Linked DNA regions of Homo sapiens: region 2 is linked to region 1. Evidence: chromatin loops called from intact Hi-C (ENCODE). Cell type or tissue: tibial artery. All regions are shown on one strand. Links, peaks and the distances in the headings refer to the core of each region. The heading gives the core; the rest is flanking DNA.

Region 1 (5,386 bases), core at 229-5,228:
GTTTGCATTATTACTTTAAAATATGGCCAGTATATTTCCATGTTTATTGTTCTTGCATTTTTTTTTTCATTTTTAAAAAAAAGTAAGATAATCTCATAGTTAGAGTCAACATTTTCTGGTGACTAGTATGTTTATTTTACCTATAATGGTAATATAAAATAGGATTTTTTTAATTTGCTTTGTTTTGAAACAGTCTCTCTGTATTGTCCAGGCTGGTCTAAAATACCTGAGTGCAAGTAATCCTCCTGCCTCAGCCTCCCAAGTAGCTGGGACTACAGGCGCTATGCCTGGTTCTAAGATAGTTTTTAAATACAGTATGCAAAGAATACTTGTATATGATTAGGATTAGGGGAGAGTTCTTGTGTTTTTATGGCTTTGACCAGAGAAATTGTAATAATGATGTTTCTGTTTTTTTTTTTAAACAAACTTAGTGAAACCCTTGTAATGTTTTTTTTGAGACTCGGTTTCGCTCTTGATGCCCAAACTGTAGAATGGTGCAGTCTCAGCTCACTGTAACCTCTGCCTCCTGGGTTCAGGCTATTCTCCTGCCTCAGCCTCCTGAGTAGCTGGGATTACAGGTGCCTGCCACCATGCCCAGCTAATTTTTTGTATTTTTAGTAGAGACGGGGTTTCACCATGTTGGCCAGGCTGGTCTGAAACTCCTGACCTCAGGTGATCCACCCTCCTTAGCCTTCCAAAGTGCTGGGATTACAGGCATTTGCCACTGTGCCAGTCCTGTGATAGTGGTTTTCATTTGAAGCGGATGTTTTATATAAAGATGTTCACATCTTTATTTCCTGTTTGAATGTGCTAGGTTATCCCAAAGATATTTGCAGGTGGTATACTTTGGAAAGAACATAGCTTTTTTATTTATTTATTTTTATTTTTATTTTTTTTGAGATGGATTCTCACTCTGTCACCCAGACTGGAGTGCAGCGGTGCGATCTCGGCTGACTGCAACCTCTGCCTCCCCAGGTTCAAGTGATTCTCCTGCCTCAGCCTTCCGAGTAGCTGGGACTACAAGCACGTACCACCATGCCCAGTTACTTTTTTGTATTTTTAGTAGAGACAGGGTTTCACTGTGTTAGCCAGGATAGTCTCCATCTCCTGACCTCAAGTGATCCACCTGCCTCGGCCTCCCAAAGTAGTGGGATTACAGGCATGAGCCACCACATCCGGCCAACAGTAGTTACATTTTATAAAGTTATTGTGAATACTGAACCATTGCTTGTGGGAGAAATACTGGGTTAGATTTCTTCTAGGCCTAAGGCCTGTTGTGACAACATTTTTTCACCTTGTTTTTTAGTATGTTTTTGTTTAAAGACACCTTATTTGCTATGTATTGTTTTTTGTTTTTTGAGACAGAGTCTCACTCTGTTTCCTATGTTGGAGGGCAGTGGCACAGTCTCAGCTCCCTGCAACCTCCGCCTTCCAGGTTCAACCGATTCACCTGCCTCAGCCTCCCAAATACCTGGGATTACAGGTGCGCGCCACCATGCCCGGCTCATTTTTGCATTTTTAGTAGAGACGGGGTTTCACCATGTTGGCCAGGCTGGTCTCAAACTCCTACCTCAAGTGATCTGCCCGCCTTGGCCTCCCAAAAGCCACTGCGCCCAGCCTGATATGTATTGTTGATTTATTAATATTGAACTGGCCAACAGCACTGCTATGCTTGAACAAAGCTTATTTTAGCACACACTTTTTTTTTTTTTTTCTTGCAAGGTACGTCACAGTCTCCTTGTGCTTAGAAACACTGGATAGCACTTAAGCACTATGTTTGGGGGCCATTTTAAACAATGAAATCAGGAAGAAAAAGCCCCAAAATTCAAAATATGTGACACTAAGTAGATTGTGAATAGGGCACTTGTTTATAGTATGAGACCTGAAGCAAGAAAGAGTGTCACCTTTTTGAATTCTGCTGGGAACATGCATATTGGGCACCTTAAATTTATTGCTGCACTGTGCATGTCTGTCAATGAATGTGAAAGCTCTGCAATGATTGATTTTGAGGTTACAAATTTTAATGAATACTCATATTTGCAAGCATGGAACCGTTGAATAATCTGACTATAAATCACCTACCTCAAGAGTTTTTTGGAATATCTAATATGTCGTATTAACCAACCAAATCTAGACTACAGGATACTGAAATTTCATAACACAAACTAAAAAAAATCAGTGAGGACATTGTCTCAATCCTGTATTCTCATTAAAAAAAAAAAAATTATGGAGGGTGTGGAGTGAGGGTGGCAAGGGTTCCAGAACTGTTGGGTACTATGCTCACTACCTGGGTGTTGAGATCATTTGTATTGCAAACCTTAACATCACACAGTATACCCATGTAACCTGCACATGTACCCCGAATCTAAAATAAAAGTTGAAATTGTAAGAAAAAAATTTTAAAAATTACTGCTTCACTTTCTTGATTTGAAATCAGTAGCAACTCAGTGAGTAGGTGGCTATCCTTTTGCATATATAAACAAGTATGCATCAAAATATTTTAGGCAAAAATAATTTTAACTAATTTATTTATTTTTTTTTATTTTTTGAGGCAAAGTCTTGCTCTGTCACCCAGGCACTGGCACAATCTTGGCTCACTGCAGCCTCCACCTCCCGGGTTCAAATGATTGTCCCGCCTCAGTCTCCTGAGTAGCTGGGACTATAGGCATGCACAACCATGCCCAGCTAATTTTATTTTTAATTTTTAGTAGAGACGAGGTTTCACCATGTTGGCCAGGCTGGTCTTGAACTCCTGACTGACCTCAAGTGATCTGCCTGCCTTGGCCTCCCAAAGTGCTAGGATTACAAGCATGAGCCACCACACCAGTATTAATTATTAATACTGTTTTATAAAGAGATAGTTTCTTCAAACTTGTCTTATATCCATGATTGCCATCTTTTAATTCTGAAGGGCATACCAAAATAGAATAGAAAGTATTATTAAGTAGTTTAGAGAGATACGTTTTTTTCTGTTGCATTAGAGTTATGCTGGGTTTGTTTGGGATTAAAATGGCATTAGGTGAATCCTAAATTTACATTACTTAAGCATATATTTTTAAATAATATCATGTACTAAATTTCATCAGACCCAGAACATACATAGGTTGTTTCCTCAAATAACTGTAACTTCGAGAGCTCATTTGTGCCCAAATGACAGTACATACGTACCTTTTCGTGGTGAAATATGTAAATACGAGTGTCTATAAAAGTGAAGATTTGGTAAAATTATTAATTGTAAAAATTCACATTTGTTGTGTTTATTTTGGTAGGTACGAACTATGGCTCGAGATTTATACGATGACCATTTTAAAGCTGTTGAAAGCATGCCTCGTGGAGTAGTGGTAACACTCAGAAACATAGCAACTCAGTTAGAGTCATCTTGGGAACTTCATACAAATAGACAAGTATGTCATCCTCTAGATTTTAATGATATGTAGTGAATTTTAGTTTGATGTCTTCCCCTCTATCCTTTATGTCATGGGTATTGAGTAGGGGGTCAGCAAATTATGGCCCAGGAGCCAAATCTGGCCTGCTCCCCATTTTCGTATGGCTTTATGAGGTAAGAATGGTTTTTATACTTTTAAATGATTGAAAACAAACCAGAAGGACAATTTCAAGACACATGAAAATCAGATTTCGGTATCCATATAATTTAATCACACATAGCCATGCTTATTCATTTACATATTGTCTATGACTACTTTGGTGCTACAGGGGCGTGGTTGAATAGCTGTGATGTAGACTATATGGCCTGCAAAGCCTAAACTGTTTGCACTGGGCCCTTTACGAAAACGTTTGCTGACCTCTGGTAGACATAATTTGTGTTAATAATTTGAACTTTTAATTTTGCTTAATATCTAAATTATTGTCATGATAATTGATGTTCTGATAAGTTATTTTAAGAGCTATGTTTATGTTTTTGATTGCCTTCATTAAATTTTTTTTTCTTTTAGTGTATTGAGAGTGAGAACACTTGGAGAGATTTAATGAAGACAGCTTTAGAAAACCTAATTGTACTTTTGAAGGATGAAAACACAATTTCACCATATGAAATGTGTAGCAGTGGCTTGGTACAAGCACTTCTTACTGTGTTAAACAATGTAAGTTTATCAAGTAGTAAAGAACAAAAATACAGTTTTAAAAATTATTTGTAGTTACTCCTTCGGTAGAGTGGTTTTTAGTTTGTTTTGTCAAGAAATATTTAAAAGCTGAATGATGTTAATATTTCTAATTTCTTCAGCCTTTAGGTTTTATGATTAGTTTGAGCCAAATGAATTAAATAATTGTTTATTTTGATTTCTAAGTTCCCAGTTATAATTTGCTAAAGGTTTTGTTGACTAAAAACACTTCAGCTTGATTTGTTATTATTCACTCCTCTGATTTTTACATAAGTTATATAAAATAGAATATGTCTGTAGACCTTAAGTACCCAAGTTATATGCATAATGTGTGAACAATGAAAGTTTAGGAAGTTTATGATGGAAGGAACTCTCCACAGGGCTTGTTTTCCAAAGAAAAGTGTTGTTTGGAGGAGCAAAGTTATAAGCCTACCTAAGCATATCATAAAGCTGTTCAAAAATAACTCAGACTCAGTCTTGTGGATGGAAATGTAGCGCTCGAGTCACATTCTGCTTAAAGTTACAACAAATACAGATGAGTTAAAAGGAAAAAAGTTTAGGAAGTTTATGTGAAAATTTGATAAATATTTGCTAATAACCTTATATATTTTTTCGATTTAAGAATGTCTCTTTATTGTGGTAAAACTTTTTTCCTTTGTTTATATATTTATTTATTTTTGACACAGAGTCTCGCTTTGTCGCCCAGGCTTGAGTGCAGTGGCGCAGTCCTGACTCACTGCAGCCTCTGCCTCCTGGGCTCAAGTGATTCTCCTGCCTTAGCCTCCTGAGTAGTTGGGATTACAGGCACCTGCCACCACGCCCGGCTAATTTTTGTATTTTTAGTAGAGACGAGGTTTTGTCATGTTGGCCAGGCTGGTTTCGCACTCCTGACCTCAAGTGACCCGCCCGCCTTTGCCTCCCAAGTGCTGGGATTACAGGCATGAGCCACTGCACCTGGCTCTTTTTTCCTTTATTTTAATAAAAGAATTATATTCATTTCAGTTCTACTTAGTTTTATTTAATTAATTAATTAATTATATTTTTAAAAATTTGGAATGCTTCACGAATTTGTGTGTCATCCTTGTGCAAGGGCCATACTAATCTTCTCTGTATCATTTCAGTTTTGGTATATGTACTGCTGAAACGTGGACTACTCAGTTCTTTTTAGTGTGTGTGCATGTGTGTATGTGCATCTGTGTGTTCGCCATGATGCCTAGGCTGGGCTCAAGCGATCTGCCTTCCTTGGCCTCCCAAGGTGCTGGGATTAC
Region 2 (5,386 bases), core at 100-5,099, 54 kb after region 1:
CAAAAATTAGCCAGGTGTGGTGGTGCATGCCTGTAGTCCCAGCTCGGAGGCTGAGGCAGGAGAATCGCTTGAACCCCGGAAGTGGAGGTTGCAGTGAGCCGAGAATGTGCCAGGTGACACAGCTAGACTAGACTCCGTCTCAAAAAAAAAAAAATAGCTTTCAGAAAACAGCGTTACTCAAAATGCCTTGTGTTTAAATTTTAAAACTTTATTGGCTGACGGAAAACTGCCATACTTTCTTCCCACTACCATCCTGCTATTCCTGAATTCAATTTGCAAAAGAAGCATAGACCAAGAAGGGTTCCTTAGGTGCTCAACAGAATTTAAAGTGCGACAGATATGTTTACAATTAGAAAATAAAACTTCTCTCTCAGTTTAAAGAAATTTTTTTCTTTGTACATATTTTAAAGTACAGTTGTGTTTTCTTTTTAGGAACTGTGGAAAATGCCTATTTATAATGTCTTTGGAAGGATACCCCATTTTGTAATTGTGGTCTTCCAGATTCTTCTGGGTTAACATGTTGAGATGTATTCCACGGTACTCGCATTTCTGATAAATCCATATTGTCTCGAAGAGACTTCCTTTCAGCTTTCTGACATCTTATCAAGAATTAGTAGAGGGGCAAGAATTCTTGCCCTGTTAGTTTCCACAATGCAGCCATTTAACACCATCTCATCCAAAATGATGTGTACTTTATCCAAATTAAACATTATCTACGGTTATATTAAGGAAATTAGTTTAAAGTTAAAAATTATTAACATTCAGTAAAAATTTATGGCTTAACCTAGAGTGTTCCCAGTGTAAATTAGCCTAAGCATGAGGTTTTTTGTACAAAATTTCTGAAATTAAATTTAAAACTGGCATCCATATTAGAAATTGTTACCTTCATATATACATACCTAGTTTCACCTTGGTTAAGCTAACAGGATAAGTAGGGATAAAAATGAAACAGCTACATTTTTTAACCAAAGGGATAGGGGGTCTACTAAGTGCTAGAGAACACAGCAGTGTCATGTGGCAAGAGAATGACCTTAACTCAAAAATAGTGTTGTCTTCCCAGACAATAATAGTAACAGTAGCAACGATTTGTTGAATACTCCCGTTCCAGACAGTGTGTTGAGTTTCAGCCCTCTACAAATCTCTGATGTATGTTGTTACATATTATCCTCAGTTTACCCAGGATCAAACAGGTTCAAAGCATAGTCCAAGGTCACATGGCTAGTAAATGCCAGGTTTGAATTTAAACCCAAAGCTTGGGCTTGACTGCTCTGCTTATAGGCTCCTCAGGAGGGGCTAGACACCTCCCTCCTCAGCCCCCAAACCTCCACCCCAAAATAAATGCCTTGTACCTTCAGTTTTCTTCTCTGTCAGACAGACTGATGTAAAAATAACTATGAGGAGAAAATGAATGAAGAAGGCAGGGCATAATAAAATTTCTGGATTTCAAGACAGTATCTCTTACAAATGGGTAGTTCTAAGAAGTCATTTGAGAATGATGGAGCCACTTTGGCTTACAGGTGTTCTTACTGGGAAGTTAGTATGGGGCATGGGGAAAGAAGAAAATATTGTTAGACTATGATGTCTAGCAAACCACAAAGAACTAAATACTTCCCTCAAGAATCCCTTCAACTGAATACCTAACTTTTCTTTGGTGAAAGAAGGGGAACTGGAATGAGATGATGACAATGAATGTTTCTCAGTTTTACACCTTAATATCTGAAGTTCTCTGTCTACTTAAAGAGCATGATCCTGGTCTGTTACAAAAACAAAAACAGTTGACAGATTGTTTCAAATAAACTTCATTCAACAAATAGGTAATTAAATGCACTAGCGGAGTTCAAAATTAAATCTTTGTAAAGTGAATTGTTCCCTTTGATTTTTTTCAACCAGACCAGATATTCAAAGTCTACACTGTATTTGCTTAGTGAAGTGCAACTACACAGAATAGGACAAATGGTGAATGACTTTAAAGTTTTTATTAGGCTCTGTGTGAATATCTCATTAAGCTCTGTGCAAATAGTCCTCCAGCAGAATAAACTGTTTTCCAAGGACCCATGGGAACTGTCCTTAAGTGACCCAGAAAAAAAAAAAAAAGCGTTATTCTGATATACCTATTAATACTGTCTTTCAATTATACAGATGATTGCTTTGTCCCACGGCCAAACTGGGACTGGAATGTTAGGCCCTTGACTCTAACCTGTTCACTAGACCCAGAAGCCAGAACTTAGGTGAGACAAAGTGGGAATGGCAGCCAGGTATATATAGAAAGGCAGAGCTAAGAAGCACAGGTGGCTACGTGAAAAATGGCCTGGAGAACCTTCCTGTTATATTCACTAAGGGCAATGAAAGCCTTAGTGCCTTTGAAAATGTCGCCTTCTCCAAGATAACTTTCTTTGAGATACAAGGAAATCTAATTTTAACCCATGAATTAGTTCGGGGATCAAGCTGCTCTGTGGACTGCCCCATCTTTGGCAAGCAGATGATCTGCTGTTCAGATGTCCCCTTGAGCAACTGCCCAATTGTTTTGAAATTCAGATCAGAATTTACTGCTAAATCATATAAACCACTGACATCCCCACATTACAAGGAACAAGGACAAGGTCCTCCAGCAAGTCAATTTCCCAACATCCTGGAAACATGAGTTGCTCAGTGAGGTCACTGTATACTGTGGACATGTGACTGTGCCTGTGTATCTGTGTATCTGACTCAAACTCTAATAATCATGCAGCTTTCTGGCACTATATGGGGAAACTACAGACCAAATCCAATGTGAGGCAAAGGCCTGAAAGCTGATTTCCCCCTGGAATCTTGTGACTCTTTTAAAATAAGAATCCAGCTGTTGTTTACATCTTGATTTGGTTTATGAGCAACTTGTACACCCTGGTGAGGCCAAGAGTAATGGCATTTAGGCCATGTGCCAGGTAAGCAGGGACCAAAAAATACCCTATATGCTAAGCCCATGGAATAAACACACTGCAATGGTGACATTTGAAATAGGAGGAAGTAAGAAGGGCCCAGACTGTTGGTATACTAATGTAGTGAGCTCAGAATGGCTATTGAAAGACAGTCTTACCTTCAGGCTATAATGAACTTGACTGACTCTAAAGATCCTCAGGCAACTTGTTTTCTTTCATGGGCTCCCTAAGGTTGAGCTGACATGAGCTAGAAACAATCTCCCAAAGAGCGGAGTTACTGAAGTCCACTTTCTCCCAACCTACAAACCTAAGAGCCTTTCTGAATTTTCACATCATGTGGATTGGAATTGAACATCGTAGGGCTCCTGGAATATTAGTGCCACTTGAAATCAACTTTTTAATTACAGTGATTGAAATGAGGCCGGGCACGGTGGCTCACACCTGTAATCCCAGCACTTTGGGAGGCTGAGGTGGGCAGATTACGTGAGGTCAGGAGATCGAGACCAGCCTGGCCAATATGGTGAAACCCTGTCTCAGCTAAAAATACAATTAGCTGGGCATGGTGGCACACGCCTGTAATCCCAGCTACTCGGGAGGCTAAGGCAGGAGAATCACTTGAACCTCGGAGGCGGAGGTTGCAGAGAGCCAAAACTGTGCCACTGCACTCCAGTCTGGGCAACAGAGTAAGACTCTGTCTCAGAATAAATAAATAAATAAAAATGAAAATAAAAATAAATACAGTGATTGAAATGTTTATGGTCCCAACATTGGAATTTTATCTTTTTTTAGACGCAGCTTCTCTCTGTTGCTCAGGCTAGAGTGGAGTGGGGTGATCTAGGCTCACTGTAACCTCCATCTCCTAGGTTCAAGGAACTCTTGTGCCTCAGCCTCCTGAGTAGCTGGGAGTACAGGCATGTGCCACCACACCCAGCTAGTTTTTTTGTATCTTTAGTAGAGACGAGGTTTTGCCATGTTGGCCAGGCTGGTCTCTATAACTCCTGACCTCAAGTGATCTGCCTGCCTCAGCCTCCCAAAGTTCTGGGATTACAGGCGTGAGCCACCACGCCTGGCCCCAACATTGGAATTTTGATCTCTGGAAAATAAAACACTTTTCCATCATGAGTATTTTAACACCATAGTGGCAATCAAATTATCCTTTAACAAGTGAGAAACTGAGCAGCACAGACTCAAATGGAACCTCAAAAGGAATTCCACGGCAGAGACCAACCTAGAAACTACAATTTCTAACTCTAGATTTGGGTCTCAGATCCCTTGGTTTCTCATTTTATTTCTTTTTTTAAAAAATATTCTAGCTAAGTGTTCTTTAACAAAATATGTAGGGTGGGAAAACTTGCTTTCTCATTATTCATACTTTAATTTCCCACCAAATTAGGTAAGTGGCCAAGGGCCACTGTGTTCACATTTCCCCCAGAAAATACTACCATATAGAAGGCTATCATCATGAAGATTCTGCATAGTCCTGGAGACATTCTTCTTGTAGTATAGTATAGTCTTCTGTTCACTTTTTTTTTTTTTTTTTTGGTTAAGACAAAGTCTTACTCTGTTGCCCAGGCTGGAGTGCAGTGGCACAATCTTGGCTCACTGCAGCCTCGACCTCCTGTGCTCAAGTGATCCTCCCACCTCAGCCTCCCAATTAACTGTGACCACAGGTGCGCTGCCACGCCCATCTAATTTCTATATTTTTTGGAGGAACGGGGTTTCACTATCTTGCCCAGACTGGTCTTGAACCCCTGGGCTGAAGTGCGGCACTTTGCCTTTCTCGGCCTCACAAAGTGCTGGAATTACAAGCATGAGCCACTGTGCCCGGCCCTGTTCACATTTTGTCTCTTGCTAATGAGGCCACTGAAAAGGACTTTTTTTTTTTTTTTTTTTTTTTGAGATGGAGTCTTACTCTGTTGCCCAGGCTGGAGAGCAGTGGTGCAATCTTGGCTCACTGTAACCTCCGCCTCCCAGGTTCAAGCGATCCTCCCGCCTCAGCCTCCTGAGTAGCTGGGATTACTGGTGCGTGCCACCACGCCCCGCTAATTTTTGTATTTTTAGTAGAAGTGAGGTTTCACCATGTTGGCCAGGCTGGTCTCGAACTCCTGACCTCAGGTGATCCGCCTGCCTCAGCCTCCCAAAGTGCTTGGACTACAGGCGTGAGCCACCGCGCCTGGCTGTTATCTTTTTTTAAAGTAGGTTTTCATTAAAGGCCTACTCATATTCTGAGAACAACAGGATACCCAGCTGTGGTTTTGCTTAAAGTTTATGTAGGCTTATGCAAAATTAAATATGAAAGTCAGAGGTGGGTCAACGAGCCTGTTATTATTCTCATTTTTCCCCTAAATCTCTCTTGCTTCTCATAACTTGCTGTCACTATTCCTGACTAAAACAGAACCCACAAAAATGGAACAAAAGGAATAGGGTTAAAGCAGAGGGACCTGGTGGTGAGGAATGCTGGCGGATGAATA

What was found. Hi-C counts contacts between places; a loop is a spot of excess contacts. Peaks named below come from ENCODE experiments on the same cell type or tissue, not always from the same donor. Only the 100,000 strongest peaks of a DNase experiment are listed, where the experiment ranks them.
Region 2: a loop joins it to region 1, with 2.1 times the contacts of the local background. A loop is called at or near these places in 13 of 110 quality-filtered maps.

What each region holds. Positions count from the first base shown.
Region 1 is chr14:31,142,825-31,148,210 of GRCh38, reverse strand. It overlaps HECTD1 (HECT domain E3 ubiquitin protein ligase 1), which reads left to right. Exons shown (of 43, transcript NM_015382.4): 16 at 3,270-3,404; 17 at 3,954-4,100. It also overlaps the pseudogene RNU6-541P. Among named protein-coding and RNA genes, the nearest start is that of HECTD1, 62 kb to the left of the region's middle. In tibial artery, for the core only: no CTCF peak of the experiment used is centred there; no DNase peak of the experiment used is centred there.
Region 2 is chr14:31,088,234-31,093,619 of GRCh38, reverse strand. It overlaps AP4S1 (adaptor related protein complex 4 subunit sigma 1), which reads right to left. Exons shown (of 6, transcript NM_001128126.3): 6 at 1-713. The coding sequence ends at 585. Among named protein-coding and RNA genes, the nearest start is that of STRN3, 65 kb to the right of the region's middle. In tibial artery, for the core only: no CTCF peak of the experiment used is centred there; a DNase peak (open chromatin) is centred at 2,649; H3K27ac peaks cover 2,393 bases.